2 separate regions of the Homo sapiens genome follow, and region 1 is linked to region 2. The links are chromatin loops, found by intact Hi-C in ENCODE. Cell type or tissue: A673. All regions are shown on one strand. Links, peaks and the distances in the headings refer to the core of each region. The heading gives the core; the rest is flanking DNA. Region 1 overlaps ZCCHC7 (zinc finger CCHC-type containing 7). Region 2 overlaps ZCCHC7 (zinc finger CCHC-type containing 7).

Region 1 (15,767 bases), core at 7,550-10,049, 110 kb before region 2:
ATTTGTGTGTTCTTTGTTTTGCAGATTGGAAAGAATTATTGTGTGGTACTTAGATCCATGGGGACTAGCAGGGGAAAACTAATTTTGTTCTTGGTTTTGTTTTCTTAATAACAGAAGCAATTTAATTTTTGAGCCATTGAGAAGCTGAAAAGATATGTTAGTGTTATGCATGAAATTGATGGGAAATTATTAATCCTGAAAATTTGTATTCATGGTCACTTTACTGTTGGAATAAAAATGTTATTTTATAGTGTAACCAAGTTAATACTAGAAATACTAATTAACAGTAAGTGGTACTGTTATAAATCTTTAATTTAAATATTATTGTATATTAAGTAGTTGTTTACAAGAAATCTGTTGTAATCTGATAATGTGATTTCTCTTACATTCAATTTTGTGGTCCACAGTGTGTATATATTCAAATAAGCATATGAACATGCCTTTGACGGTGGACACATTTTTACTTTGACCAGATCTTAAGAGTTTGCTTTTTCTTGGCAAAACTTGCATACTTTCAAATGTGAGGAATTTTGTTTTATAACATAACTTTGTACTGCTGAATTTAAGTCCTTGAAGTGCTATGGCAATTTAGTTATTGTTAGAAGTCAAAAGTAGAGGTCTCTGTTCCCAACATCTCCCCAAAATATTTTTTCATTAATATTCACAGGCTTTAAAATATCAAATTATTGTGATCAAAGCTACTTCTGTTTTACAGTTGTTTTGTGAGGCTGGTGTCATACAGTAACATTTAACTGAATTTTGTATTTGCTAAATTAACATAAAATAATAAAGAGATCCTTTTTACCATTTAAAAAATTCTAATAATTTCCTAATCAGGAAAAATGATGTTATGATATACTGTAAATAGGCTAAAAAAAACCTTGTAATGTTGATACATAGGGAAAAGAGTAATTTTGATAATTAATAATTTTAGATTTTTTTCCTTTGATTGTACCTCATGGTTGTGAGGTGTCTAAAATGCTCTTTCTGCATATCTGTTAAGGACTTTGGGAATTGGGGTAAGGGCAAGCCTTCTTTCTGTGTCTGTTAATTACAGGTTTTTTCTTGTGGATGTAGTGCTCTTAGAATATGAAACTGATTTATAGAATTTGTAATTACCAAGAAATAAATAGCATCATTGAATTTTGTTTTCTTTATTTTTGCTATTATTTTCTAGTTACTGTGCTTCACATTTTGATTTCTATCAAATGACTTCTCAAAAAGCAATTTCTTTTAAATCAGTGAGTTTCAAACTAAGAAGAAAATGTATCCTGATAGTCTAATTAGCTGTTGTTTGTCCATGCCAATTAAAATAATCTTTTGAATTTCTAGTCTTTGATTATAGTTATATAGGCTTCATGAGTTTGTAAAACTATTCCTCCTTTTAAAGTATTTTAAAAGGTGTATTGTAATTTTATAATTGATATTCATATGTAATTATTGAGAAACTTGAATAACCTAAAATATATTTCTAGTATTCAGCACATCAAATCAAGGTATAACCTGTGATATAAAAGTGGTCCAACAGAAGTATACAGCTTTAAAAATAACAAGGAATTAATTCTGTTAGCATGTTTTACTAGCAAATGTTCGTGGAAAATGTTATTAATTCTTAAAGCTCAGTGCCTGGGTTTTATTGTGTGTGGCCTTACTAGGAGAACACTGTAGAGCCGAACTTGAAATTTATTAAGGAAAGAAGAAACTGGTGAAGTGCTTTTATGCTGTTAAAAAAACTTCACAGACAATTGTCAGACAATTTTTTTTTTAAAGGTCATGATTGCTTGATGCCTTTTCCAGTCTTTATTTGAAACTCTCGTTTTGTAGGATTTCTTTTTTGTTCTTCCTCTTCCTTTTTTCTTTTGGCAGTGGGTGGAAGATTCTTTTAAAACTGAATGGCTAAACCTGTATGGTAACTATTGAAGTATGATCGAAATACTTTTATTCATGATTTTTTTAGGCCAAAAAATGCTATGAAGGTAAGCCAATGATGGTAAAATTACATTGTGTTGCGTGGAAACTGTTTTAGCTTTAGCGTTTTCTGTTCAGAAAAGTAGGCTCTGCATTAGAGTTTTAAATTGGGATTTGTTTGTGAAATATTTTGTAATTCTCATATTGCTGATTGCCTTTATGTCTCGGTGTTCTAGTAGATAGTTCGTAGTTCCTGAAAAATAATATTCTGTGTATGAAAGAAAATAGGAGGTGAGAACAGAATGAGAATTGGGAAAGAAAACCCCCTACCCAAAATGCCGCCACCTAACAGGTGGAAATATCTATGCCATTACAGATTTTCAAAACGTAGAGTGCTTGAACTCTTTTTTTCTAAGAGATTACTTCAAATTTGACAGATTTCACAAAATTTTGTTATGATAAATATTAAAATTTTAACTCTTATTTTTATCCTAAATTTAAGCCCTTACAAATTAAGAAAAGAGTGCCTCGAGGCTGATTGCTAATGTTCAATTAAGTTATGTGTTCAGTGAAGTAATTTTTTGATTATGATATTTTGATTTTATTAATATGTAAACTAAAAATTATAAAAGGATTATGAGTACAGAAATTAAATTATGTGAAATTAATTTTGATATTTTGCGGCAGACAGTTTAGAATTAAAATATCCTTGGTGTGTAATAATTTTATTTCTTGTAAGGACATCTGTTGGCTTTCAGTATTCAGAAAATTTAGACTTTTTAATTTTAAATGTTGACGTAAATTAACGGGAGCCATACTTTAAATTGAAAGAACTTAAGGGAAATACATAAAATATGCTAGTGATTGGCTTACTTACATTTTCAGTGATTAGACTTTGTGAAATAAGAGTAAGGCCTAGCATTTTATTTTATTTAAGAAAATATACTTAATTTAAAAGTACTAATACAAGAATGAGAGAAATCTGGTCAAGTATAGTAAATCCATATCCATAATTATTTTCAATCACTAGTTACAGAGGAAGGTGTGAATGCTAATATCTTCTTTGTTGAAAATCATAAGTTGTATTTTGAAAAGGGATGAAAGGGAACAAGTAACTGCTTTCAGGCAGATTTATATCATCCTAACATCATATGTTATTTGTGGGTTCATGTCACAAAAGCTTGCAAAACTTCACAAAATAATTTAATGTATTTTAATTTAGTAAGCTTGCTGAAAACTCTTTTGTGATAAATCTAGAAAAATTTATACATGATATTTTTCTTTTTTAAAGTTTAGTGATCCATCTTGGTACTTTGTCTCAATTTCAGTCTTGTTGATTTAGATAATATTCTTATTGTTTTATAAATTTCCTTTCAGGAATGTGTTACTGCCTTGATACGTTCTCACCTTTCCAGTTATATATGATCCATCTATGACATTCTATCATCCAGGTGTTACTATTTTATTGTTCTTTCTTGTACTTTTGTTGTAAGGTACAGACTTCAAGTCTAAAGTAAGAGCTAGTGTATATTACAGTGTATATGACCATTTCTAATTTGACCTGTTACTGTAAAGAAGGCTAACAAGTGTGTATGCCTAGCCCACCCCTTCTGGAGCAGTTGAAAACAGGCCTCAGAAGACTCAAAGGAATTCTTTTAACTCCTAGCAGGGCCACGGGGTCAATGTCAGATTTAGTCATGCTGTTATTTTAGCCCAGTGGTCCAGAGAGATGACTGAAAAGTGAGTCTTTCATTTCTTTTTTTGTGTGGTTATTAACAGGATTAAATGTAAGCCATTGTGTACTTAGTACCAATTAGTTTCTCATCTGAGAGGTTCATTATGATTTTTTGTCAGCCTTCGTCTTGTAATATTTGTTTCTTTGTTTGATTAGTTAAGGGGCTGAATGGGCTAAAGGGAAGTTTTAACAGCAGTACTTTTAAATTCATTAAGAATTTTAATAGTCAACTTTTCAAATATGTAGACCTTGATTAAAAAAGGGACCATGTTGAAAATTGGCAAAATTAAGTAAATTGTTTAAAATTTTCCTTTTCCTGTTGTATTTTTTTAATCTGAAAAACAGACTGTCTTTATTATATCAAATAATACTTTTATGTTTCTAGAAGTCTACTTCAGATTCTTGTACATACTTCTTAAGATTGTATTTAGTTTGCTGTGAATATGTAATTATCGTTCAGAAGGGGCACATACCAAAAAGCTCCAAAATTAAAAAACCTTTTCAGTTTCTAGGATAGAAACATAGATTGAGCTATTAAAAGCAGAACATTAGAGTTCTGGGATAAAGATAGTTGTCAGGTGTAAACAAGCCTTAATTGAAAAGGAGGCAGCCTAAAAGTTGATTCTTTATGCTATTATAAATAAGTAAAAATGCAAACTTGCTTGAGTTCAGAAAATAGGAGCATACCCAACTTTTAAAACTACTTATTAGATTGGTAGTTGCTTTAGATCCTTAACTTAAAAAAATTCTTATTAAAATCAGTGTTCAATTGAGTAATATTCCTCGTTTAATAGATTGAGATGCCTCAGTTAAATTTTGAACAAAAATTGTTCCTATAAATTGAATTGGAGATGCTGATCTGTTAAAAGCAAGGAATATAACCCAAAATTAAAATAGGAATTATTTTGCTAGTGGATAATTATCTTGGACAGTAGGTCTTATATCTTGTTGAAGTGTGTAGAACACACATTTTCACATTCATTCATCTTTAAGTGAATATACCTGTAGGCTGATTCAGACTTGGTATTTTATTTATTTTAAACATTAGAAATGATAAATACTAATTTAAGCAAGTGCGATTACTATTTTAACTCATTCTTCGAGAGTTGCTTCATTTATCTCAGAGTTTTTGGTGTACCTTATTTACCTTATTTAGATTATATCATTGTATTAAGTCCTTTGCTTACTGCTGTAGTTTTTTGGTACCTAGAATAATTTATTATGGAATTGAATATTAAAAATTTGACGATCCCAATAGTTATGAAGCTTACAGATTCTGTATGTAGGCTTTTTTCCTCCTTTGGTTTCAGGCATAATGAATGGATGGCCCTTGCTTTCTGATATTTGTGTATCCAATTTTCTGAGGAAACACTTTTCTACAAAGTCTGCATGTTTGATTGTTCTACATTTTTCTTTCATTATAATTTGAAAAGGACTTAGATCCTCCAAATGAAAAATGGCTGTCTTGGCCATATGGTAAATTAGGCCTGCTTTATTATTGTCTAATAATTAAGCCTCCCTTTACTTATCCCACCCTCGTTTTAAAAACTAAAAACGTGTGGTAGCTGTATTAGTTAGAACATTTTCAAGTAACAGGAAGTAATTCAGTGGTAACTTCCTCATGTGGTTTACTGTTTATCAAAAAGGAAAGTAGTTTCTTTTGAGAGAATAATGCAGTTTTTGCTGCTCAACATTTTCTCAAGCTCTTTGGAAAATAAGAGAGAAGTCTTTAATGTGCTTGTAATATGATAAGGACAGATTTAAAAATTTTGTTTCTCTTCTCATTACTTGGTGTTTGACTTCAGTGGAAGCTGAAAGAAGTAAATAGATGTTAAGTTGAAAATCTGCCTCAGTGTCAGATGCTCATATAATTTAAATAATTTAAAATTTGTGGGTACTTATATTGATTGACCTTATATTTTAAAAACATAGGGAATAACATCAACTATTTGTATCTTCTCTCTTAACTTAAAGTTGAATTAATTAACTTTAGCTATCTAATAGAGTAGGTCCAGAAATTAACATTCAAATAACAGTAGTAAGTATAGGTGAAGACCAGGCTATCCCAAAGATAATTCATTAGGACTTCTGTTTCTATAGTATCTTTCATATGATAGTAACTGTTGTAAACAATTGAATTATATATATCAATTTAATAAATAATTGCAATATTAAAAAGTTAGCCCCGATAATTTCTACCCAAACACCTCCAAATTATGCTACTTCAAAAACAGTTGAAGGGAAGTTTAGGAATATAATATAGTTTCATTTTAAGACCACTAGGATAATAGACATTGTAATGTAATGGAAAAACATTTTGTCCCATAAAAACCACTTTCATTTAATGCTTTGTTTTTCTGTCTAACCAGGTAATACCTAGCAAATACAGAAAGAGAGATAAAGCAAGCAAGCTGTTTTGAAAGTGTCTAATATTGGCTGATGTAGAGCTATAGGTGGGTGTATCTTATTATTCCATAAAATTAAAAATAAGAGTGGGGGGAAAAAACAAATCCCAAGAAAATAAATGGAAGGTGAGTGAAGAGTGAATAGAATAAAAATAGAGATCTAGTATTTCAGTCAGTCTGCTAGTTAAATTTTATATTCAGAGCTTTAACATTTTGGGCTTTTAAATTTCCTGCAGTGCACATGACTTTCTTTCATAAAAGATATGTCAATCATATTAGGAATAAAAGTAATAGCTCATATAGTGCTTTATTATTAGCATCTAAGAAACCACTGGTATTTGAGTAAATTGTAAGTTAGAATTGATTTTTTAATAGCTTTTTAATGCAGATCAAACATTTGTGGCTTTTGAATGAAAAATACTTATCAACTAATTTTTATTAGCATTGCATTTTTAAAAAAATCTACATTATAACATATTGGAGGTTGATTGAAAGGGAGTTTTTGCCTCCATTTTATAAAGATGCTCTGTAAGAGCACTGGTGATAATGATGTCTATTCCTGTATTTTTTGCTGACTTTTACCTGGTATCCTGTCAGTAATTGTTTTTTCATGTTGAGGAAGAAAAAAGAATCTATACTTGCATCTGTCAGTATTATTGTTGTTTTAACTTTATAGGTATATTGTAGACATTGAATTGAAAGATTTGTAAGCTTTTGGTTTTCTGTGATACTGATTGGGAACAAAGGCATAGATAATCAGAGACAGCAAATAATAGCCAAAAATATATATTTGATATGTATTCATTTAGCCAACAATAACTAGGGCCTTTTGTGAATCACTGTGCAAGATGTGCTGGTACTTACAAAGATGAATCAGGTATAGACCCTGACCCCACGGATCCTATGGCTTAATAGAAGAGGTAAGAGGTGAGTGGCATAATAGAGTCATGGGGTGCAGGAGAGGAAAGATACTGCTTTCATGAGGGGTAGAGGTGTGTGTCAGGGGAGATAAGGATATATCATGTTTAGAGGAACAACAGACTTTTAAAATTCTATTTTGAATTAGGTCGGTTTTTCTTAGACTGAGTTCCTCATTCTCCTAGGGTCCATTTGTAGGGAAAGGTTTTTTAGTTCTTAAATTATTTCTTAAATTTGTATTTTTATTTTGATGTTAAAAAGTGATCGTACCTGTTATAAAGGTAACACTTTGCAGTGATAACTCATAGATGAAAGACATTTGTTATAGGATGAGACTTCAGTTTCTTAAGTCAGTGTTTCTCATTGGGATTTTTGGACAGATATGATGTTCAAGAGAACTTTTTTTTTAAGGGGTTTATATATTTTCTAAGTTTGAGAAACAAAGGCTTAGGCTCATTTCATGTTACTTTGCACTGTCTAAACTACATTCTAATTGGTGGCAGAAAGTAGGTGGCCTAGAAATGTAAGTAGCAAATTTTTTTCAGGAGGTAAGGCAATTCAGCAAGGTAGTGGAGAGTTCACTGTCAGTTACCACTATTTAGGAGTTAAGTTGGTGGCAGTGCTGCTGAATGGGCACAGTTTGTTTGATTTTAAATGGTAATGAACTGTGAGTTTATTAAATAGAGGGTAAAAGTTCTAAATACATTCTGAACATAAACTAGACCCGTTAAAGTGGTTTGTGTTACAACCTACTCTATAGTGTCCTATACAGTAGTCAAAGCTTTTGTGTAATTGATTACTTCTGTGGTCCCAATGTTAATTTCTGCTTATAGTTTTGTAATAGCTTAATTTCATTAAAGTTAATTAAACATAGATTATCTTGTACAGTATGGTATAGAATTTTGTTCCATAAATTGGGAGAAACTCATAAGGAATAAATAAGTACTCTTTAATTTATAGTTCGGTGTTTCCAAAGAAATTTGGGCTTCACATTGGGTGAATTCATCACGATAGATTTAAGAATATCTGTATTGAATATCCCAAACATTGTACACTTTTGGGGGAACATCACTGAACAATATTTTCCTTTCCCACTTATTTTTTTTTAGCAGAAAAAAATACCCCCCTGTCCCCAACAAACAAAACTGATCAAAGTAAGAATTAGATCATGGCTTTCAATTCCTTAGACATTTTTTGAAGTCTCTCCAGGCTTTTAAGATGAGGAATTCCTAGGAATTACTATTCTTACTGGGGAAAAAGACTATTTTGATTACAGAGAGAAAATTAGGTGACATTTGCTCACATTATACATAGAATAGAATGATTCTAGTTCATCTGTAGATTCTTATTATAGTGTTTCGCATGTAATATATGCTACTTTAGGATAATATTTTATTACTGTTTGAGGTTCTTAATAGTTCATGTGTCAGCTTGCCTTTATATAAAAGTCTATGTAAGTTGCTTTGACAGACTTTAAATAAAAATGGGAAACACATAAATGCAGTGTTGCCATGTTCTCTTTTGTTTTGAGCAATTACAAGCATTTCTCATTTCCTGTGCACAGAAATTCCCTGAAAAATCAAGACGCTGCTAAAAGAGTCAAACTCTGAAAGAAATCCCAAAGATACATCACTGCTTGACGCAAACATTTTTAAGAAGTCACTGATTATAATGAACACAGCCTTTAATGGCAGTTTTTCATCTCCTTTTCACAAGAATGTGACAGAGTGTCATTAAGGTTTTAGAAATGAATGCTCCTAAGGAAAGGAGGATCACTAGGACTACAATGATGCTCAGTATGTGGCCATGGGATTCTCTGTTGGGCTCTTTTTAGGTTTTTAATCAGGTTGGAGAAGGGAGTTAGAGAGGAAAGGAATAGGAACAGACAAGAGCTTTAGGACACCTGTACACCACAGTATTTTACTTTCTCATTGATCTTCTAGATGTTGAATCCGTAAGGTTTAATATAGAAAGTCAAACAAGGTTCCAAATATTTTGAGGACCAGTAAACAAAATCAGCTCTAACTATATATATGTGGAAGCACATAATTTTTGCATTTAACTTAAAGTGTTTGGATATATTAAATCTGAAATTTCATTTAAATAGTAATTCCAGTTCTGCTCTAAGGATATTGTTTTAACCCATTGTTCTTTTCTATGGTGACAGTGATTGCCCTTGATGTATTCTGCAGGTCAGTCAGATTGTATCACAGAAGAGGGCACATAATAAATGTGAGCCAGAAACAGCTATGTCTCAGTACAGGAACAGAAAAGCATATTTTTGCATCACACATTAAAATAACACCCAGAAGGCATTGCATCACATATAAATGTAAATCTTTTCTAGAGGGGTGTAGCATGGAAAGAAGGGTTCAGCCAAAATGTCCTCTTAAGTTTTTTAACAATAACAAACACTATAAAGCTCATATTTAATGAGTAATAATTAATGTCTATGAAGTTTGTTTTATGAGTTTTTAAAATTACAGAATATTGTAATAAATAATGTAAAATATTACAAAATATGCTGTGCTTGAGAAGATATTTTTCCAGGTTAGAAAGTTACAGTTTTTCTGAGCAGGTGTTTTCTGTGAATCTCTGTAGCATTGGAATTTATAGAGATATAACTTTTCTATTTCTGTGGGGTTTTTTTGTTTTTTTTTTTTTTTTGAGACGGAGTCTTGCTCTGTTGCTCTGGCTGGAGTGCAGTGGAGCCATCTCAGCTCACTGCAAGCTCCGCCTCCCGGGTTTACGCCATTCTCCTGCCTAAGCCTCCCGAGTAGCTGGGACTACAGGCGCCTGCCACCACGCCCGGCTAATTTTTTTTGTATTTTTAGCAGAGACGGGGTTTCACCGTGTTAGCCAGGATAGTCTCGATCTCCTGACCTCGTGATCCACCCGCCTCGGCCTCCCAAAGTGCTGGGATTACAGGCGTGAGCCACCGTGCCCGACCGATTTATCTATTTCTTTTTTCCATTTGAAGTCAGAAAGAAATTGCTAGAATCCTTCAAGTCTTTCTCAGTGAGAGTAAACCTTTTCTGTATATAAAACGATCATTCTGTATACTTCATTTTACTTTGAGTTTTTTAGACATTAAAGCTGACACTGGAAAGGGTAGCTTTTATTTTACTTTTTGACTTAGCTACTTAGGTTGTATGAACAATTATAAAATCATCTTCATATGTTAAATCTGTAACAAATTCTTTTTCTGGCTGGGTGTGGTGGCTCACGCCTGTAATTCCAGCACTTTGGGAGCCTGAGGCAGGTGGATCACCTGAGGTCAGGAGCTTGAGACCAGCCTGGCAAACATGGTGAAACCCTGTTTCTACTAAAAATACAAAAATTAGCCTGACGTGGTGGTGCACACCTGTAATCTCAGCTACTTGGGAGCCTGGGGCAGGAGAATCACTTGAACCTGGGAGGCGGAGGTTGCAGTGAGCCGAGATTGTGCCACTGCACTCCAGCCTGGACAACAGGGTGAGACTCCATCTCAAAGAAAAAAAAAATCTTTTTTCTTCGACTCTAAGATGATGTTGAGGCTTTTTTGAGCTCTGAATGTAAACTTAGATCCTGTGGGTTGTTTCTTAGTATACTTTCTGGTAGCTCAGTGCTACATTAGCAGTTCTTTATTTTGGCATTGTATTTCCTCACACAAAGTAAAAAGTCTCATAAATCTTCCTCCTTTTAAAAAAATGAATTGAGACCAACAGTTTTCTAATCTGATCTGGCAACCTGGGCTTCAGTAAGGGCAGACTAACAGTAATGGTAGTATGTAGTAGAAAGAGATTGAAAGAATTTCTCTCCCTGGAGTGCTCTAAAGAAAGATTTCCAAATAGCTATAGAAAATTAAATAACTTGCTTTGAATTAGGTAGGAAAATAAACTTGAACTTCCCCCTTTCTTCATTTGTGTTTTGTTTGCTGTTTTTTGTTTTTTTTTTTAATTTTAGAAAAATTGGTTTACAGAAAAATTGCAAAGATAGTGCAGGGAGTTGTCATGTGCCCTGTATTCAGTTTTTCCCATTAGTAGCATCTTATATTAATTGGCTACATTTGTCAAAATTAATGCATCAATATTAACGACTTATTAACTAAAGTCCATACATTATTCAGATTTCTTTAGTTTTTACCTAATGTTCTTTTTCTTTTCTAGGATCCTGTTCAGGACACCACATTACATTTAGTTGTCATGTCTCCTTAGGCTTCTCTTGGCTGTGGCAGTTTCTCAGACTTTCCTTTTTTTTGATGACCATGTCAGTTTTGAGGAATGTTAGGTATTTTATAGAATGTCCCCAAATTAGGATTTGTTTGATGTTTTTATTATCATTAGACTGCATGTATGGGTTTTGGGAGGAAGACAGAAATAAAGTAGCATTCTTATCACATCAAGTATAAAATGCTATCAGCATGATTTGTCATTGATGTTAGCCTTGATTACCTTGCTGAGGTCGTGTTTGTCTGGTTTCTCTACTGTGAAGGTATTCTTTTTTCCCCCCTTCTTCCCAAACAGTATTCTTTGGAAGGAAGTCACTATACACAGCCCATACTTAAGGAAGAGAGTGTTATGCTCTACCTTCTTGAGGGTGAAATATCTATAAAAATTATTTGGAATTCTTCCTATGGGTGATTTGTCTGTTCTTGCCCATTCATTCATTCTTATTTGTATCAACTTGTGGATATTTACTTTACATTTTGGGTTATAATTTAATAGTACTTTATTGTGTTGCTTAAATTGTTCTAGCTTTGACCTTTGGGAGTGCTTTCAGTTGGCTCCTATGTTTCTTTAATATACTCCTATCTTTTTTCCTTAATTTTATTTTTTAAAATTTTATTTTTATTTACTATTATTATTGATTGATTGATTGATTGATTGATTTAGAGATGGAGTCTTGCTCTTTTGCCCAGGCTGGAGTGCACTGGTGTGATCTCGGTTCACTGCAACCTCCGCCTCCCAGGTTCAAGCAATTCTCCTGCCTCAGCCTCCCAAGTAGCTGGGATCATAGGTGCCCGCCACCATGCCTGGCTAATTTTGGTATTTTTAGTAGACACAGGGTTTCACCATGTTGGCCAGGCTGGTCTCGAACTCCCAACCTCAGGTGATCCGCCAGTCTCAGCCTACCAAAGTGCTGGGATTACAGGTGTGAGCCACCACACCCTGCCTGTTGTTATTATTTGTGGTTATTTTTTAGGGTCAGGGTTCACTCTGTTTCCCAGGCTGGTCTCGAACTCCTAAGCTCAAGTGATTCTCCTGCCTCGGCCTCCCAAAATGTTGGGATTAAGGTATGAGCCACTGCACCTGGCCTTTCTTTCTTTCTTTCTTTTTTTTTTAAACATCAGATAGTGGAGCAATAATATTGGTCATCAGTGTTTCTTTTCTTTTTTAAAGCACTTCGTTACTTCCTGGCACTGCAAGATGCTACCGCTCATCTTGTTTCTTTCTTTCCCCAGACCTAGAATCAGCTATTTCTGAAAGGAGTCCTGGTTTCTTTAATTGGAGAATGATATTAGAAACCAAAATCTGGGTGCTCAGTGTTTGTCTTAATATAGTTTGACTCAATGGATTGAGTCAAATCATAGGTAATTTTTGTTTGCTTTTGGAGACAAGGTCTTGCTCTGTCATCCAGGCTAGAGTGCAGTGGTACAATCACGGTTCATTGCAGCCTCAATCTTCAAGTTCTAAGTGATCCTCACACCTCAGCCTCCCAAGTAGATGAGACCACAGGCATGCACCATCATGCCCAACTAATTTTTTGATTTTTTGTAGAGATGAGGTCTCACTCTGTTGCCCAGGCTGGTCTAGAACTCCTGGCCTCAAGTGTCCTCCCGCCTCAGCCTCCCAAAGTAGCTGGAATTACAGGATGAGCCACTCCGCCTGGCTCTTTGGGGATCTTGATTACTCTTGAGAGTGGAGGGGTGTCAACTCTTCTTTCCTTCTTTATTACCTGTAATGAAAATAACAGTGCTTACCTTGGGGTTTGTGAGTATGAAATGAAATAATGCATGTGATGAACTTAACCACCATCTTGCATTGACTGTATTATTGCTAACCCATTTTGAGAGATGAACTGTTTGAATATCAAGGTGTCATGTAGGCAAGAATATTGTATAAATATAAGCTTGTTTAGAATTCTGTGTCATTAATTGCATTTACTCTATCAGTTAATTAGAGATTCTTTTTTGTTGGCTTTTTTTGAGACAGTGTCACTTCGTCACCTAGGTTGGAGTGCAGGGGTGCCATCACAGCTCACTATAGCCCCGACCTCCTGGGCTTAAGAAATCCTCTCACCTTATCCCCCAAGAGGCTGGGACTAAGGGTGCACACCACCATGCCTGGGTGATTTTTCTGTTTTTTGTTTTTTTTTTAAATAGGGACGAGGTTTTGCCATGTTGCCCAGGCTTGTCTTGAACTCCTAGGCTCAAGCCATCTATCTGCCTCTGCCTCCCCAATGCTGGGATTACAGGTGTGAGCCACTGCACCCGGTCGTTAATTAGAGAGTCCTGATCTCAGTTGGATTGTTTAAAAGTGAAAGTGAATGATGATAATATTTAGTAAAATCATCTTAATGCATTTTGACTTTTAACTTCTTCAGATTTTTATTAAAGTATAGAGAATTTAGATGTTTTAGAAAATCAGTGCAATATGTTTGGATTTTGGAAAACATGAAATTTACATAATTTGAAGACAAACCTCATTGCATTTAATATTCTGTTTCCACATTTGTGGGTGTTCTGGCTACACTGGTTATTGGAAGACATTTAAAGATGGCGGGCGGGGTGTAGTGGCTCACACCTGTAATCCCAGCACTTTGGGAGGCCAAGGCGGGCGGATCATGAGGTCAGGAGATCGAGACCATCCTGGCTAACACAGTGAAACCCTGTCTCTACTAAAAATACAAAAAAATTAGCCGGGCGTGGTGGTGGGCGCACGTAGTCCCGGCTACTCGGGAGGCTGAGGCGGGAGAATGGTGTGAACCCGGGAGGCAGAGGTTTCAGTGAGCCACCACTGCACTCCATCCAGCCTGGTGACAGAGCGAGACTCCGTCTCAAAAAAAAAAAACGGCAATTAAGATGACATTTAAATAATTCACTTAGTAATAACCAAGTCAACCAAATTGATATTATTAATATGTAGTAGTTGTGCTTTTAATATTACATTTGACAATAATTTTTTAATTAAATATATTCTAGTAAATGGTTTTGAATTCTAATTCTTTCTTTAAAATAATTCTTTCATATAAATACTTTTACATTTAAGTCCAGTGATTAGATATCTCATGCTGTTGACTAAGAACATTCAATCTTCGTAAACTGGCCATTGGTGTTCTGAGAAATTGAATCTTACAGAGTTCTTTAATTTTGAAAGTTTCTTGTTCTCAGATAATAGCCTTGTAAATGTCTCCAAATTTCAGAGTCCTATTCATCTTACCTAAAATACACTAAGCCTTTGTTCTCTTTAAGTAGTACAGATATCTTAGCAGCCGGTAATGGTTAAGGGTGTGAGTACAAGGAACATTCTGTTTTGGCCCTCTCTGTTGTGCATTGTAGATGCCTCATCACTTCATAAATATTTATTGAGTGTTTTTCTTGTTAAGCACTAGATAAACCTACAAAGGTAAATAAGACTAGAGTTCCTGACCTGTCAAGGATATCACCACCTGGTCTACCATCCATCTGTAGCAAAGTGACCCCAGCGTTCCTATGCTTACACTCTCCTTTTTGGCAGCTTGGCCATGTTAGTTCATGTGTGTTAGCTGTTATTTTTTATTTTTGCTTTTGCCAAAAATCTCAGTAAGCTAAACATTGGGATCAGATAGGTTTCATTCTTAGATTTCTTGATAGATTTCTTTGGTTTAAGTTATGGTTTGAGTTTGTTTCCCTTTTTCGTTAGTAAGGCCACATTTTTGTGAACATTTATTTGAATTAAATTTCTGTTTTCTTTGATTTAAGCCATTTTCATGAATTTTCTCCAGATGCGTGAATTGACATTAGATATCACATTTCTTTTTTAATGGCCATTATGGTTTAATATGTTGCTATTAAAAGGTTGTTTTAGCTGTTTTTCAACTCGTTTCATGATCTATGTGTAAGTTCCCAAAGGGAGAGATCATATTTTATCTTTTCCCGTAAACGCCACAGCATATAATAGAGTGCCCTGTATATGGCGGTTGTCAGTAAATGTTTGACTGGATTCTCTGAATGGAGTAAAACGGTTTTTAAATTCTTTTCATAGCAGGATAGCCCAAATGGCTATAAAAGAGGTCAAAAATTCTTTGTATAAATGTTTTTGACTTTTGGCTGAAACTATTAAATTCTTTATAAAATAAATCATCGTTAAAAAGATACCCACATTTATGTTATAAGCCAAACTCTGTTATTCTGGTAACTGAAAGTTTGTGAGCTTTTTAGATGGTTAATGGGAATGTTCAGATAGATACGACTTTGTCATCTATTGTCTCTGCATTTGTTAAAATAGTAATGCTATCACTTTCTTTAGCCTCTAAGTTAGTTGATATTTATTTACCCTTGTTACCAATGTTCTTATGTTAAAACATTCATTCATTCAATATTAACACCTTATTGTAGCTAGGTATTTTAATAAGTAAATTAACTTCCTGATGCAAGGAGTTGGTAGCATAGTACAGTGTAGTGTTTCACAAATATAACCTGTTGATCCTATAAGGTCAAAACTATTTTCATCATAGTAAGATGTGGTTTTCTGTTATCATTGTTTTAGTGTTTGTACTGATAATGTGGAAGCAAACACCAAAACAATGAAAACAGAAAACCACATGATGGGTAAAACTGC
Region 2 (15,767 bases), core at 7,698-10,197:
AAAGTTGACTCTTTAAAGATAGTCCTTTTATACAATTAAACCATCCTATCAACATATATTTTAAGTATATAAATTATTATATATGCACTTATAATTTTATACTGGAAATTAGGAGCTAGTAAACTAATTTCAGTTTTGCCAGTTGTTTAAATTTTTCTTTAACGTGAACCAAAACCTTTTTCGATTCCATTATTATGTTAGTAATAGTAATATATGAGTGTTACCAGAACATTAATGATTGGAATATTTAGCAAAACCCATTAATGATGGTGTGAGTTAAGGACTATCCCTATATTTCAGGTATATGGCAGTTATGGTGAGAACGTACAACCAGAATAATCACAATTTATTTGTTACAGTGAATTCCATTTTACGAAGAACTGGCAGGTTTTTTAATCTGAACAATATTCATACCAACTAACATACTTAAGAGGTACTCAGATGCTTGCTGAATAAATGTAGTTTAAGATAATACTTTTGAAAGTTGGCTGACATAAGAAAAATGGTAATCTTTAATGGGAAATTGCAGCCTTTGGTGTTTATTTACAAAGAGTTGGGAACTTTTTAAATGCTGTTAACCCTTTATATTGGTTTGAATCTCATCTGGGATAATTGAGAAGGCTCATTGTCATTTTGAGGATCCCAGACTCCCACAAAAAAAAAGATGAGAGTGGGGTGTTGACTAGAGAGCTCCAAGTGATAAAATCTAGGAAAGAACACTAAAAAAAGGCGTCAGAAGGTTTGGGTTTAAGCCCGCTAATATGTGTTTATTACTTACCTATAAAAAGATTACTTATCTATAAAAAGGTGATCTCTACCTACTTTAAGAATTACTACATTCATGAAATTAGAGTAAGTATGTGAAAGTACATACGAGTTGAGTATTCCTTATCCAAAATGCTTGGGACCAGAAATGTTTTAGATTTTGGATTTTTTCAAATTTTGAGATATTTGTGTTATATACTTAAAGTGGAGCATAACATTTCCTTTGAGTGCCATGTTAATGCTCAAAAAGTTTCTTTTTTTTTTTTTTTTGGATTTTTGAATTAGGGATACTCAACCTGTTCTTGGAAATCTGTAACATATGGTATGCATGTAAATTGATGGTTCAAATAATCACTAATACTACTCACATTGCTGCCACTGCTGATGCCTTATAACTAGTATCAGAAGAGCCTCTTGGGATGTTTATACTGTAGTCTACCCTTATCTTTAGGGAATACATTCCAGCATTCCCAGTGGATGTCTAAAACTGCAGATAGTACTGAACCCTGTATGCATTGTTTTTTCCTATACATACATACATCCCTATGATAAAGTTTAAATTATAAATTAGGCACAATAAGAGAACAACAAGATAGAACAATTATAACAGTATAGCATAATGTCAGTTAATGTGAATGTGGCACTGTACTCACCCTTCTTGTGTTGATGTGAAATTATGAGATGAAGTAAGGTGAATAATGTAGGCATTGTAAGCATTGTGATGTAGTATTAGGCTACTACTGACCTTGAACACAAGCATTGTGATACCTTAACAGTTAATCTGATAACCCAGATGGCTACTAGGTGACTTACAGGTAGATAAGGTATATAGCATGGATACACTGGACAAAGGCATGATTCACATCCTCATGGGGACAGTGCAAGATTTCATCATGCTACTCAGAATGGCGTGCAGTTTAAAACTTAAGAATTGTTTATTTCTGGAATTTTCATATAATATTTTTGGACTACAGCTGACTACGGGTAACTGAAACTGTGGAACATGAACCCACCGATAATGGAAGGCTACTGTATTTTAATATTTGCCAACACTGAGCATTTGAAATGAGCTACTTTGGCAGGAAAGATTATAAATAATTGAGTAGATATCAATGGATGAGCATCATAGTGCTCTATCAGCCCTTTGGGAGACCATGAGTAACCTATCATTTGGTTTTAGCTCTTTGTCTTGATTCACTTTATCAAAATGGGACTATAGATGACTTGTGGTAGGTTCTAGAGTGCAAGAAATGAGAAAATAAGTGAATGAGCTTTGCCCAGCCACAGATTCTTAACAGTGCTGAGGGAATTGTCCTGAGGTCTTTGCAAAATCCTAAATTAATGATTATCACTATAACAGATTTTTCTTTACTTCTTTCCATGTAACATGTATTTTCTTCCAACAGATATTTTTAATTGACTTCTTCAGATCAACATTAGTAGGTGACGTTTTAATAAGCATTCTACATTGTTTCCAGCATTTACCTGATGAAATTAGGATAAAATGCCATTTCTGACTGGTTACTAGCTTCCAAACAGCAGCCTTGTAGAACCTGCCATTCAGATTCATGAGTCAGCAGAATTTATAAATTATGATAGGTCATGGATCTTTGTTTTTTTCCCCAGATTGTCAAAAACACATGCCAAGTGTTGTGCAGCTTTATGTACTCTTTCTTTATATACTAGCCAACAGCCTACAATGGTAGTTCTCATCGTGTGGTCTGTGTACCTCTGGGAGTCCCTGGTTCCTTTCAGTGTCCCTTTCTTCAAGGTCAAATCTGTGTTGCTAGTAATACTAAGAAGTTATTTACCTTTTTCAATGTGTTGACATTTCCACTGATGATAAGGAGTAAGGAGTAAAAGTTCTGGCTCCTTAGAATGAATGAAGGCAATTACATGAAACCTTACTAATAATATTCTATATGTTATTTCTACATGCCTGTAGTTTTTTTAAAAAGCTAGTTAGTTTCACTTAGGAATGTTCTTGAAGCAATAAAAATAATTTTATTAAGCCTCAATACTCTAGTACATGTCTTTGAATATTCTGTATGATGAAACGGGAAGTACTGTACACACAAAATAAAACTCGGTGAACCAGTATTTTCCACATGACCCATTCATTATGTTACAAAATTATGCATGAGTGAAAATTTCATTTACTGTCCAAGAGAGACCAATTTTAGATTTTACATTGTAACTAACTTTTAGGAAACTATCACCTGTTAATTTTGGCCTAGTGTAAAAGAACAGTTTCCATAGGTATGGTAAAAAGCAATTGAATTACTGTTTTCTTTTTCAACTGCATAACTGTGTAATGCCAGATAATCTTCATACCATAGGGGAAAAATACTTTTTTTCAACCCTCATAGATTCTTCATTGGATATGGATACCTATAACAAAAGACAGAAGTTTATTGACATGTATATTTTATATATACATGGGAGACACCCATGGAATTAGTAGTTTTCAAGGTGGCTTTGAATAGAGCATTTTCAACAAAGAACAGTAAGTTTTTAGAGAATACAAGACTGAGGAAAAGGACTTTGAATCTGTAGCCGTAGTAAATTTTGGAAGGGCAAATCAATATGGCGGGTAGAGGCTAGTTGGTGAAGCTTATTAACACAGATTCTTTTCCAGGCTAAAGTTGTCTTCAGTGGTTAACCTTTGTTTCTCCTAGTAGAGAGGTGGGCAGGATACCTTTTGTCTTTGCAAATCTATGTCTTGATTTAGGCAAGTGGAAGGCAGAGAGGTTTCTTGCATCTGCTCCTTCAAAACTACCTTCAGTAGAACAATCCTTCCTATTTTGGGGTAGCATATTCTGGTTTCCCAGAACATACTTCAGTCAAAACAACATATCACAGCAGATTAAATACAGAGCCAGATATGACAACTCAACTATTTTCTAGTAAGCCAGATATGGAAAGACATTTGAAAATACAAAACAATGCCACTCTTCTCATTTCGGAAAATAGATTTTTCATAGAAGTTTCACTTTTATTTATTTTTTATTTTTAAATTAGTGGAGAACTATTTAATTTTTTTTTTTTTAGTTTTAATGTCTAGTATGGGAGATACTAATAGTAACAGACCAAATAAACAAAGGCTCTTTGAGGCTCTCAATTTTTAAGAATATAAAGGGATCCTGAGACTTAAAAATTTGAAAACTGCTAAGCTCTCTCTCACTGTGTGACTCGCCTGCTCGCCCTTTGCCTTCTGCCATGATTCTAAGTTTCCTGAGCCCTCACTAGAAGCTAAGCAGATGCTGGTGCCATGCTTCTTTTGTATATAGCCTGCTGAAGAGTGAACCAAATAAACCCTCTTTTCTTTATAAATTTCACAGCCTCAGGTATTTATAGCAACACAGAGATTAAAATCTTATTAGGGCAAGGGGTATAGCTGGTCCTAAAATTGTAAGATTAGGAACTATACTTTGTATTCTAGTTCATAAGTATAAAAGCCCTGGATGAGAAATTGATCTGAGGAAAGCTTTATTGCAAATTAAAGGACTCAGGAGAATAGATATCGCTGGGCAATGGAGGATATCTCATCATACCCCCCTTGAGCAGTTTGCTTTTATCATGACTTTGAGCACTATCCTTTATGTCTCTGTTCCTCAATTTCTCCAGTTATAAAATAGGACCATTTTTACATCAGCGCCTCCTCTCCCTGTCTTACAGGGGTTTGACAAGGATCAAATGAGTTGCTTTAAAGAGAACATGTGAGATAAGATATCTCCTCACAGTAGGTTTCCAGGATCCTGTCCAGGATGATCACAGTCAGCATGGGGTTAATACACAGATTCAAGAGGCATATCAAAGGAGATCTGATAAGATTTAGTGACTGGATGAATACAGGGAATAAACAGAAATTAGTTAAAAATTATTCTAAGGAGCCAGATGCTGTGGCTCATGCCTGTAATCCTAGCTCTTTGGGAGGCTGAGGCGGGCAGATTACTTCAGCCTAGGAGATCGAGAGCAACCTGGGCAACATGGTGGGACCCAGCTCTACAAAAAATACAAAAATTGGCGTGGCACATGCCGGTAGTCCCAGCTAGCTCCTTGGGAGGCTGAGGTGGGAGGATCGCTTGAGCCTGTGAGGTTGAGGCTGCAGTGAGCCGTGATTGTTCGTGCCACTGCACTTTAGCCTGGGTGAGAGAGCGAGATCCTGTCTCTTAAAAAAAAAAAAAAAAAAAAAAAAAAAAGTTTGTTCTGAGGGCTTAATTGTCAATATTTTAGTAACAAATTGGAGGAATTGGAGAGAAAAGCAAAAAATAGATATTTAAAAACCCAGGCTTTTAAGATCAGGATTGTAGGATTGTAGCACAGAAGTTAAAGAAAAGTGGCCAGAAAAATAATTAAGGACAAAACAGGTAGGGCATGGATGGCTGTTTAAGGTTGGCTTTCAGGAAGCAGAGGAGTTTTGTAAGACAATAGGCAAGCATCGAAAAGAAACTTGGATTATTATAACATGTAGCAGAAAAAATGAAAAACAAAACAAAAAAAACTTGGGTTAGCGTCTAATGGTCGGGGCTGGTTATACAATTTGTGGGATACAGTGTGAATGAAAATGAAATGCAGGCCTTTGTTCAAAAAGCAAGGGGAAAAGTACAGTTAAGAGTGCTAATGTTTAAAGCTTTTTTCCTTTGGGAAGAAAAACATGGTAGAGTTAATAGCAATAAATAAGTAAACACAAATTCAAAATTATGTTTGTGGGTATCATGCTTTTATAAAAGATAGTAAATAAATAATACCTTATCACTGTGAAATCTTGATTAATCATGACTTTCTGGCTCTTTTTTCTGCAAATTCATTTTAGTCATCAAAATTTATACTTTTATAAAGTTTCATTTTTAATTTATATAATTGGAAGTAATGTCAATTATGTTTGGCAAATGCAAGATTACAAATATTTTTTGATAATTTTTGATTTTGAGGACAGGCCTTGTACTGATGCCACTGTTAAGAACATTTTATAGGCTGTGACAACATTAGGATAAATTTCTGATAAATTATTTCAAAATCTAAATTTAGAACATCTAGAGCTAATTTTTAGAACAATTTTTCTAAAAGCTTTAACTCTACAAATCAGTTCTGTGTATAGATTTAATTCTAAGTGTAGATTTATACAGGGGTATTTAAATATTCTTTCTGCTATTTCTTGTAACTTGGAAGTTGTACAACTTCCAAGAAACCAAATGACTTCATGACTTGTATATAATTCAGAATGTCTGTTTGTGCATCCTACCTCATATCTTCAGGTATGAAGATATGGAAACATTAAATTTAAAATAATCCTTCTCATTAACAGTTGGTTCTTCATTAAAACAGTTGGTTCTCATACAAAAATATTGTTCTTTTCAACCAAATGTGACAATCTTTATATTCAATTTCTCTTTCTAAAGCTATTGCTATTTGGTTTGCAATGTTGCAGTGGTTTATAAAACTGGAGATTATAAATGCCTTGATGAATTCTGATATATTTTTGGTGCCATGACTTGGATACTTTGCAATAATATGCTGACAAAGGTTTTACTCTCTGAGCACCAACACTTCCTGTCCTGGTCCTTAGGCTGGAGAGTTAATATTTGCGCATATACTGTTAGGATAGGTTCCAGGAAGAGGAGTACTTTGGCTTTCCACTGTATATCCCCAGTGCTGAGCCGCTCTTTCATGGGGCTGCTGCCATCATTGCCATTGCCAATCTGGGCTCAGTCCTGGCCACTGCCTTGAGTGCCCTGTGTTGTCCACGTCTGTCCCAGGTATTCACATTTGGGCCCAGGCAGCCAGTCCAGCTGCTTAGTGCATATGCTGACACTTGACATATTTCCTCTGTTCTGTGCTCCATTGTCCCACTGGTCTTCATCTACAAAGTACAAGTTCAAAGTCATTAACAAGTTCAAGATGGCGACAAAGGACCGTTCAACTAAATAGAGGCCCCTTTTGAGAGCAAGCCCATGTGTGACTGCACAAGTTACATACCTGGTAAGCTTACTCTGCCCATTTATATTGCCGAAGTACTAAGACTACTAAACTGCCTTTAAATTGCTCTGTTCAGGACTTCCCTAAGATGAACTATTTGACCTTAATGGGACCTATATAGTTGTTAGGGGCAGAGACATGGTAGTTTTCATGCAGGTATTCAGTGAGTTTGTTTTAAAACATGCTACCTTCTTAGTAAGACTTGATACTCCTCTAGGAGCCTTATGGAAGCTGAACTCCCTGGCAGCCAGGACTGTAGCTATTGAATCTGACTGGGGTTCTAAGAGGAAGGCTTTTGAAATGGAGTTCAGACAAACTGCTCTATCAAAATACTCTTGTTGATTTAGTTTGCTGTGTTTTATTCTATATCTTTCTTTTAATTACCACTTGGATTTTTATTATTTCTGATCTTTTTTTGTTTGTTCGTTTGTTTTTTGGTTGAAGGAAAGGGATCATAGATTATTATTTAGCTCTCACCACTGGCTGCTTGATATGGATGGCCTACTGTTTATCAATGCCGATAACCAGAGTTTTGGTGGTTGTTGATACCATATATGTCCCCCTTAATCTTGTAATCTTGTACCTATGTGAGAGACATTTTTAAAGAAGAAAATCAAGAAAAATGTCTCATAGCCTCATTTGTCATTTTTTTCTTCTTTAAGACGTCAACAGATTTTTTTTAGAGGAAGTTTCTCTAACTAAATGTCTTTTGTCCTCTGTAAAATGGACAAGAGTTGAAACAAGCAATGTATATGAAAGGTAAAGACGTCAAAGTCAACACACAGACCCCAGATTGCACTCAGCCACTTCTTTGCTTCCCACAGCATTTCTATGCTGTAAAATGCTGTCTTCAATGAACTAGAATTGGAGTTACTGTTTGATCCTCCTCTTATCCTCTTAACCTTGGCCAAAGATATTTACATTATCACTTCCTAACTGATGTGCCACATCTATTGCAAAAATAAGTTGTGGTGAGCAAGATACTGATTCCTTGTGTTCTCAGGGTGGCCTGGCAGGAGCTTCTGGGTCAGTTGTCTGAAGGTGCCCTGCTCCATTTGCCCTAATGTGCTCTATAAACACCTTTCCTTGAACACTGTGACATGAAAAAGGCTTGGAAGTACTACTTTAAACTTCAAATGAAAAACTCACAAGGAAGTGAAATTCCGTAATTAAGCAATTACCTTTTAACCATTTATGTAATCAGTATTGCTTTTGTTCTTTTTCAGTTTTTTTCTCCTAATTTTAGTCAAGGTAAACATCTAAGCAGCAAGTAATATACTGATGAAAATAAATTTTGAGATTTGTAATCTAGTAATTTGTCTTCTGAGTCTTGTGTTAATAGGAACCAGAGGTCTTAGTAAATGAGAACTATGATTCTGGGTGCTTAAATTGTTTTATCCGCACACTCATTGCGTGAAAGATTTCAGCCTATAAGGAAGAAATTATGTCAGTCTAGAGTCTCCTCATTGTAGAAAAGTTCCCATTTTTATACTTTTGATGATAACAAAGCAGCTCCATTGGATTGTGGTTGACAATAGCAATCTGTATGTTTTTGCTAGCAACATACAGATCATAAGTAGAACATATTTCAGAGTTACACATGATCCAAGAGAAAGTGTGCCGAATTTTGAACTTGGTTGGTAGAAAAAGGTGATTTTTTTTTTTTTGGTAAAGAGATTTTTTTAGATAAACTCTAAGAAAGTAGTTATTTACAGAAAGTACACTGAAGTATAAAAAGATAGTAAACATAGTCATAATGACTATAGTTGCTAGCTATATATTCAGTTTATCTGAGGGGGCAGGAACTTTAGCATCATCTTGTTTTATGAACTCTAATTTACTTATCAATAATTTTTCTTACTAGTTACTTGTTGCAATAACTTATACTATTATACTTCATGTGTGGTTTTGATTTCTTAATGGCAGTATCTTCTTTATTAGTTGACTATGGGAAATATACAAGTATAGTGTCCCCTTGTTTGCAAAGAAAGGGATTCGCGTCTTCACAGTTTACTCACAGCTGCAGTGGTGAGCTGCCCTCTCCTGGTCATCTATGCCTTCCAGAACTCCCGGTGGATACCAGGGAAAATCATACATTTTGCCAAATAAATGGATGTTTTAATCATCTTTGATCTTAACATTATTTTGTGACACTGTAGTATAAAGCTCTGCTGTAGCTCCTTACTTTTCATGTCTTAAAAGACATTGTTGACAGAAAAGATGGGTCATCTTTTTTCTCCCACGTTCTTGTAGGCATTCTATCCACCTGAGATTTTTGCCCCATTACTTCAGTCTTAATGGACAAATTTTGTGCCACCCTTGTTTACTAAATTCTTGAGATTTACTTAGAAGATGTTTCTTAGTTTGTCTATCCACTTTGGGAAAAAGAGATTTTCAGAACTGTCTTAAATAAGTGGATTACCCAAGATGTTCTTTTCATAGAAGATTTTTTGTTACATATTTTCTTAAAAATGAGCATCAGATTTTCTCTACTGTTAATAATTCATGTTGTACATGAGTTTACTGGTGATTCTTCTTAAAACCAGTGCTTATGTTTTTATTTTTTTAATTCTCTATTCTTCAATTCCTATTTCTTATAAGCCCATCCTTATTTTAGACTCTAGACTTGGGGACCTATGGGATTCGCATCAGTTATGGTGCTTAACAAAACTTTAATACCAGAATTTTAGAATCTTACTTTCTTGTTGAAAGTAGCAGTTTATCCCAGCCTTTTCCTATTATATACCTTATATTTTGTATATACTCTTACATTTTCTATATACCCTTATATTTTGTATTTTTAAAATGGAAGGAATGAAAAAAAAACCTGTGGTTTTTATCGTATTTCCCATTTATATTTGTACCTTGCTACTAGTTGCTATTTCTATTAAGATTCCTAGAAAACTTTTTATGACATGTTGTTTCTAAAGTTCATATATATTGTAGTAACTCAGTATAACTCATTATTTACTAAGGAAGCATACTAATATTGCATATCCTCTTTAAAATCCTACAGTTAAGAACAAAAGACTAGAAGACATCAGGCCTTTTCATTTATTAGTCATTTTACCTTTTAGACAATTTTATGTAATTATTTTTCACGTGGCAAATTTCATTGTACACTACACACATACGTTTGCAGAAGGGGTGCAAAGTTTTGGATACATGGAAATTTCTTCTTGAGTTAGCTAGAATTTCTTTTCCTTTTTCAAGTTAAGACAGAAAACCCAGCCAATCAATTCAGTTTTGATAGATTTTAAAACCCTAATCAATACTTTAAAATTACTTATGAAGCAAATTATTAAGAGTAACTTCTAAACGTAGAAAACATGAAAATCACATCCAAATTGTAGAAAGAAGTTATTTACAACAAGGTCAGGGCGTGTGCCACTTCTTCCTCCAGCCAAGACCTTTCCTGAACTTGGTGATCATGGATAAACGAGTGCCCAAGAGTCTTTAATTTGATATATGCATTACATTTCTAAGATCTTAAACTAATACTATCTCTTTGCTTGTCTTTGGTGTTGAGATTGTTTAAACCTTTCAAGACCTGATTTTGAATCCTTGCTGTCATTTACTAGTTGTGTGACAGACTTGCCCACTTCTCCTTTATAATGTGGAGGTAATATTCCTACAATGGATGCTTGTGAAAATTAAACATTAATAAGAATATTAAAATGCATTTTGTAAGCCAATAAATGGCATACAAATGTAAATAGTACTTATAAAATAAAATGCGTTTAATTTTTTAAAAATATATGACATTCCCAAAACGGAAAAAGGTATTACAGTGTCTGTTAAACCAGACTTAATGGAATACTTGATTTTTCTTCTCATAATCAACCAATTACATTAATGTATCAAACCTGTGTACTGATGAAGATATTTTAAATAGTCTTTTTTTTTGTGGAGGGCAGAGAATTGTGTAACTTTTATGTATCCCACTGCCTTTTTTATTGTGTATTGTGAACACACCACAGCAGAATTTAAATAGTTAAATATTTGTTGCCTCATTAAATTGTGGCTTCCTAACTTAACTTCAGATTGCAGAGGACTAGAAAAGTAGGCATTTAATATATTATTTTATTTTACGAGTTTTCTTGATACATAATTGGTTTTGGATATATTTCCTCCTAAGTACAGAGCTAGCACCATAAATTACAAGCAGTAACCAGATCTTTTTATATGCCTCACTTTATATTGCTTAGGCAACCTTCTGTATGCTGTTTTCTCTAGTCCTCTCCATAGCAGTTAAACCTGAACTCTCATCAGAGAAGTAAAAATTTCCTGTAAAATGAGTTGTTAAAAGCTATATGTTTGAAGTGTAAGAGCAGGCCCTTCTAATGTTTAGGAGTTAGCTTGTGAAAAAACAAGCTTTTATCTATGTGTTCTTGCATTTCAGTCTGTATTTCTGAATTTATGTATGTGTGTGGCAGTGTAGGGTAGATGATAAATTTTGTAGCCTAGGAAACCTGTATCCCATCAGGAGAGAAAACAGATGTTCTTCCTCCTGGTTAAGAACTACATCTATCCATTTAGCAATTATGAATCTCTTCCCTAGGTAATACTCTTTGAGAAAGGAATCTTTCAGCAGACAGGATCAAGAAGCACATGATTCATTTTTTACATTATGGGAATGAATCCTTTTACATTTGCCTTCTCCTTTTTCATGCTTTCAGTTTAAATAAAAGTAAGTAGACGTTCCAGTTTAAATCACGTTCCAGTTTAAATACCTTACAGGATGAAAGGTATTCTTTACTTCCTAGGATCCTAGGATTCCTAGTAAAGGGATTCTTTCTTACTTCCTAGGATCAGCGAATTGGAGACACTGTCAGAGATCACGAAAGAAAGTTCGTCATTCCTCCCATCCCCAATCCAGTTCAACCAACTTGTTTCTAGCCATGTTTTTATTTAATAGTTTCTGATTTTAGCTTGTTTTGATTGAAATTATATTATCCAAGTCTTGTTTATGTTTCTCTGAAAGTGGCCAAATACTGTTTGTTCTACTTAAGTAGTATTTGCATCTTTTTCTGTCCTCATGCTACCACTGTAGTTGAAACCCTTATCTCTTACCAAAACATAATCTGTCATCTCGTTGCTTCTCTAAATTTCTTCCATATTGCTGTTGGACTGATCTTCCTAAAATAGAGGTCTCATCATGGCTTTCTGTTTTCCAGCGACCATTTTCCTTTTTCAAAGGTATCCTATTGCCTTTAAAATTGAGGATAGTGTGTTTAGCCTAGAATTGACACCCCTCAGTGTTGGCCCTAGTCTGTTTTTTTCAGGCTGTATGCCATAGCACTCCTTCACATGAGCCAAACTGGATGGTTCAGGCTTTGATACTTCACTACCTCTTTTCTCATCCTCAAATCAGTCTCTGTCTTTGTGATACCCATCTTCTCTTCCTTCATCCCCTCCCCAAATCCCTGCATGTTGAATTCCTACTTCTTCCTCAAGATCTTAGCATAATGCCACTTCTACTTCTTCTTTAAGGTCAGACATAGAAAGAAAAGAGTAGGAACTGTATTTACTGTATCAATATGGTAAAAACAACACTTTAATTCCTTTTTTAAACTAAAATGATTTAACCTACTTCATTTATATAGTTCATCCAAAAAAACAGAATGACCTTCCCAAATGCAAATGCTTAATATGTAAAGTTTAGTTACCATATTAAAGAAGATTCTGCACACCATGCCACTTAGGTATCAAGAAATGATGGTATGGCCAAAATGGGCAAAGGAAGAATGAACTATTACAGACAAAACTATGAAACTCAGAGGAGCTCATAGTACAACTGTAAATTTATTTGTTTTTTTAAATTTAGGGATGTGTAAAGAGCTATAAAGTTCTTGACAGGATTTGATAAATCATCAGGGAAAGTAGTTAATGCTTTAGGGTAAAACATTTTAAAATACAGCTTTAAAAATATATAAAAATAGAGCTTTACACTCCTGTTATTAATTTTTAATTGTCTCTTTATGATGCTAAGCATGTTGGCACTAGACTCAGTTTTAAAAATGTCTACCAGCTTGGCATGGTGGCTCATGCTTGTAATCCCAGTACTTTGGGAGGCTGAGGTGGGAGGATCACCTGAGCCCAGGAGTTTGAGACCAGCCTAGGCAATATAGCAAGACTCCATCTCTACAAAAAACAGAAAAATTAACCAGGTATAGTGGTACACACCTGTAATCTTAGCTACTTGGGGGGCTAAGGTTGGAGGATAGCTTGAGCCGGGATGATCAAGGCTGTAGTGAGCAATGATTGCATCACTGCACTCCAGCCTGGGCAATGGAGCAAGACTCTGTCTCAAAAAACAAAGTCTAACAGTGATGTATATGTTATACCAGTGTTATTTGGAAGATAACTTGAGACTTTTCCCATGCATACTGAATTTTTGGGAAATAAATTTAAGTTTTTCTGTATAAATGGTCAAAAAAATGTTATATTGAGAGAGAGAGAGGTATACTATCCGGAATACAGTCTGTGGGATATGCCTGTACAATTAATTTATCCATTCAGGCCCAGTTTCAAAGGCTTTGGAAGATGGGTTGCAAAGTTTATTAATCCTCATCATTTCTTGGCTAAGATAATTAGTATAATATAAAAAGTCTTTGATTCTCTATTCTGATGACCTGTTTTGATCCTTAGAGACAGAACTAAGGATTAAGGTGAGATGAATCTTCTTAGTTTACTAGCCAAAACAGTATACTCAGCCCTAGAACAGAATTCTCTGTCGCTTGTATTTAGCATTCCCTCTTGCTGAAAGTGTTCTTCTCTTTTTATATTTATGATTTCTATTAATGAAATTGCATCTCTGTCTCCCATTTGGTGGTGGGGGGGAGACAGGGGAGAAGAACAGGGCCTTGCTCTGTCTCTTAGCCTGGAATGAAGTGGCATGATCACAGCTCACTTCAGCCTCGACCTCGACCTCCCAAGCTCAAGTGATCCTCCCACCTCAGCCTCCTGGGTAGCTGGGACTACCATGCACGGCTAATTTTTTCTTTTTTTTTTTTTTTTTTTTTGAGACAGAGTCTCGCTCTGTCACCCAGGCTGGAGTGCCGTGGCATGATCTCGGCTCACTGCAAGCTCCGCCTCCCAGCTTCACGCCAGTCTCCTGCCTCAGCCTCCCGAGTAGCTGGGACTACAGGTGCCTGCCACCACGCCTGGCTAATTTTTTGTATTTTTAGTAGAGATGGGGTTTCACCGTGTTAGCCAGGATGGTCTCGATCTCCTGACCTTGTGATCCACCCGCCTCGGCCTCCCAGAGTGCTGAGATTACAGGCGTGAGCCACCGCGCCCGGCCTAATTTTTTCATTTTTTATAGAGACAGGGTCGCACCATGTTGCCCAGCCTGGTCTTGAACTCCTGGGCTCGAGGGATCCTCTCACCTTGACCTGAGATTACAGGTGTGAGCCATTGGGCCCAGCCTGCATTTTCTTGAAGTTGAAGATTTCCTCTGTGATCACATCAACCCAAGATTCTCTTTCTCTAAGCCCTATTAGCATTTCTTATAATGCCATTCAAGTACCATCACTAACTTGATTGGAAGTTCCTCAGAGCAGGGACTGTGTTTCAGATTTTTTGTTCCCCACAGTGCTTAACACAGAGCCTAATACAAAACAAATTCTGTGTGAATTTTTTGTGAAAGCTCTTGGTATCTCTAATGTGCTCTCAAAACCAACTACTATTATAAGATAATTAGATTTTACTCACTACCAGATTTCTCTACCTGGCCAATAAGGTTTGCAGAAGTTCCAGACCTATCAGGTGTTTATTTGCAAAGAAACAAAGTAGTAAACTTCAAAAGTCATGAATGTACTCTTGAGCCCTGTCCTCACAGAAAAAAAAAAAAATAAGCAAAATTTCTATTTTTTTTTTTGAGACAGAGTCTCGCTCTGTTGCCCAGGCTGGAGTGCAGTGGCGCGATCTGGGCTCACTTCAAGCTCCACATCCCAAGTTCACACCATTCTCCTGCCTCAGCCTCCCAAGTAGCTGGGACTACAGGCGCCCGCCACCATGCCCAGCTAATTTTTTGTATTTTTAGTAGAGACGGGGTTTCACCGTGTTAGCCAGGATGGTCTCGATCTCCTGAACTTGTGATCCGCCCACCTCGGCCTCCCAAAGTGCTGGGATTACAGGCGTGAGCCACCGCGCCCGGCCGCAAAATTTCTACTCTTTCCGAGGGGCTAATGCTGTTCTCAGCTGTGAAACTTTATTGTTGTCAATTCTGGCATTTAATTCTGAATAGGGTGCCATCACCTTCACTACTCTATTCATGTGGTCTTTCAACAAATGTATTGAATACTACTGTATGCTATGTTAGGGATAAGAAGTGACCCAGACTGCTATAAGGGAAAGATAAAACAGTAGTATGAGAGTGTATAATATTCTAACGTAGTATGGAGGCCAAGGAAGGCTTTTATGGTGACGTTTAAGCTGAAATCCAAAAGAATTAACTAGTCGAAATGGTGAGGCAAAGAGTGTTTTGATCCAAGGAAATAACATGTGCACCCTATCTACTAGAAGGGATGAATTATTTGCTTGCTGTCCTGAAGGTAGGCCATTGTGGCTTGAAAGAGTGTGAGAGAGAGCATGTAGGGCAAGATGAGGCTGGAAGAGTAAGTAAAGATCAGAAATTTCAGGCATTGTAGGCCATGTTAAGGTTTTGAACGTTATTTTTAGAGCAGTTGCTAATGAAGTATATGAAGCAGGGGTTATAGGAGCAGATTTCCATTGTTAAAAGATAGCTATGCTTCAGAAAAGAGAATGGTGAGAGGGCCTGTAGTACCTGCAGAAATACCAGTTAAGAGGCTACTGGGAGGCTGAGGCAGGAGGATCACTTGAGCCCAGGAGTTTAGCCTGGGCAACGTAGTGAGATCTCATCTCTACTAAAAATTTTAAAAATTAACTGAGTGTTGCAGTGCGTGCCTATAGTCCCAGCTACCAGGGAGGCTGAGGCAGGAGGATCGCTTGAACTGGGGAGATCGAGACTGCAGTAAGCCATGATTGTACCACTGCAT

Evidence for each region. A loop is a pair of places that touch in the nucleus more often than their neighbours do. Peaks named below come from ENCODE experiments on the same cell type or tissue, not always from the same donor. Only the 100,000 strongest peaks of a DNase experiment are listed, where the experiment ranks them.
Region 1: a loop joins it to region 2, with 2.0 times the contacts of the local background. A loop is called at or near these places in 2 of 110 quality-filtered maps.

Annotation. Positions count from the first base shown.
Region 1 is chr9:37,141,350-37,157,116 of GRCh38, forward strand. The region is part of intron 2 of ZCCHC7 (zinc finger CCHC-type containing 7); the gene reads left to right. Among named protein-coding and RNA genes, the nearest start is that of ZCCHC7, 29 kb to the left of the region's middle. RefSeq lists an enhancer at 8,424-8,925. In A673, for the core only: no CTCF peak of the experiment used is centred there; a DNase peak (open chromatin) is centred at 8,622; H3K27ac peaks cover 1,825 bases.
Region 2 is chr9:37,253,819-37,269,585 of GRCh38, forward strand. All of the region lies in intron 2 of ZCCHC7 (zinc finger CCHC-type containing 7), which reads left to right. Among named protein-coding and RNA genes, the nearest start is that of LINC01627, 130 kb to the right of the region's middle. In A673, for the core only: a CTCF peak has its summit at 8,809 (motif pointing left); a DNase peak (open chromatin) is centred at 8,763.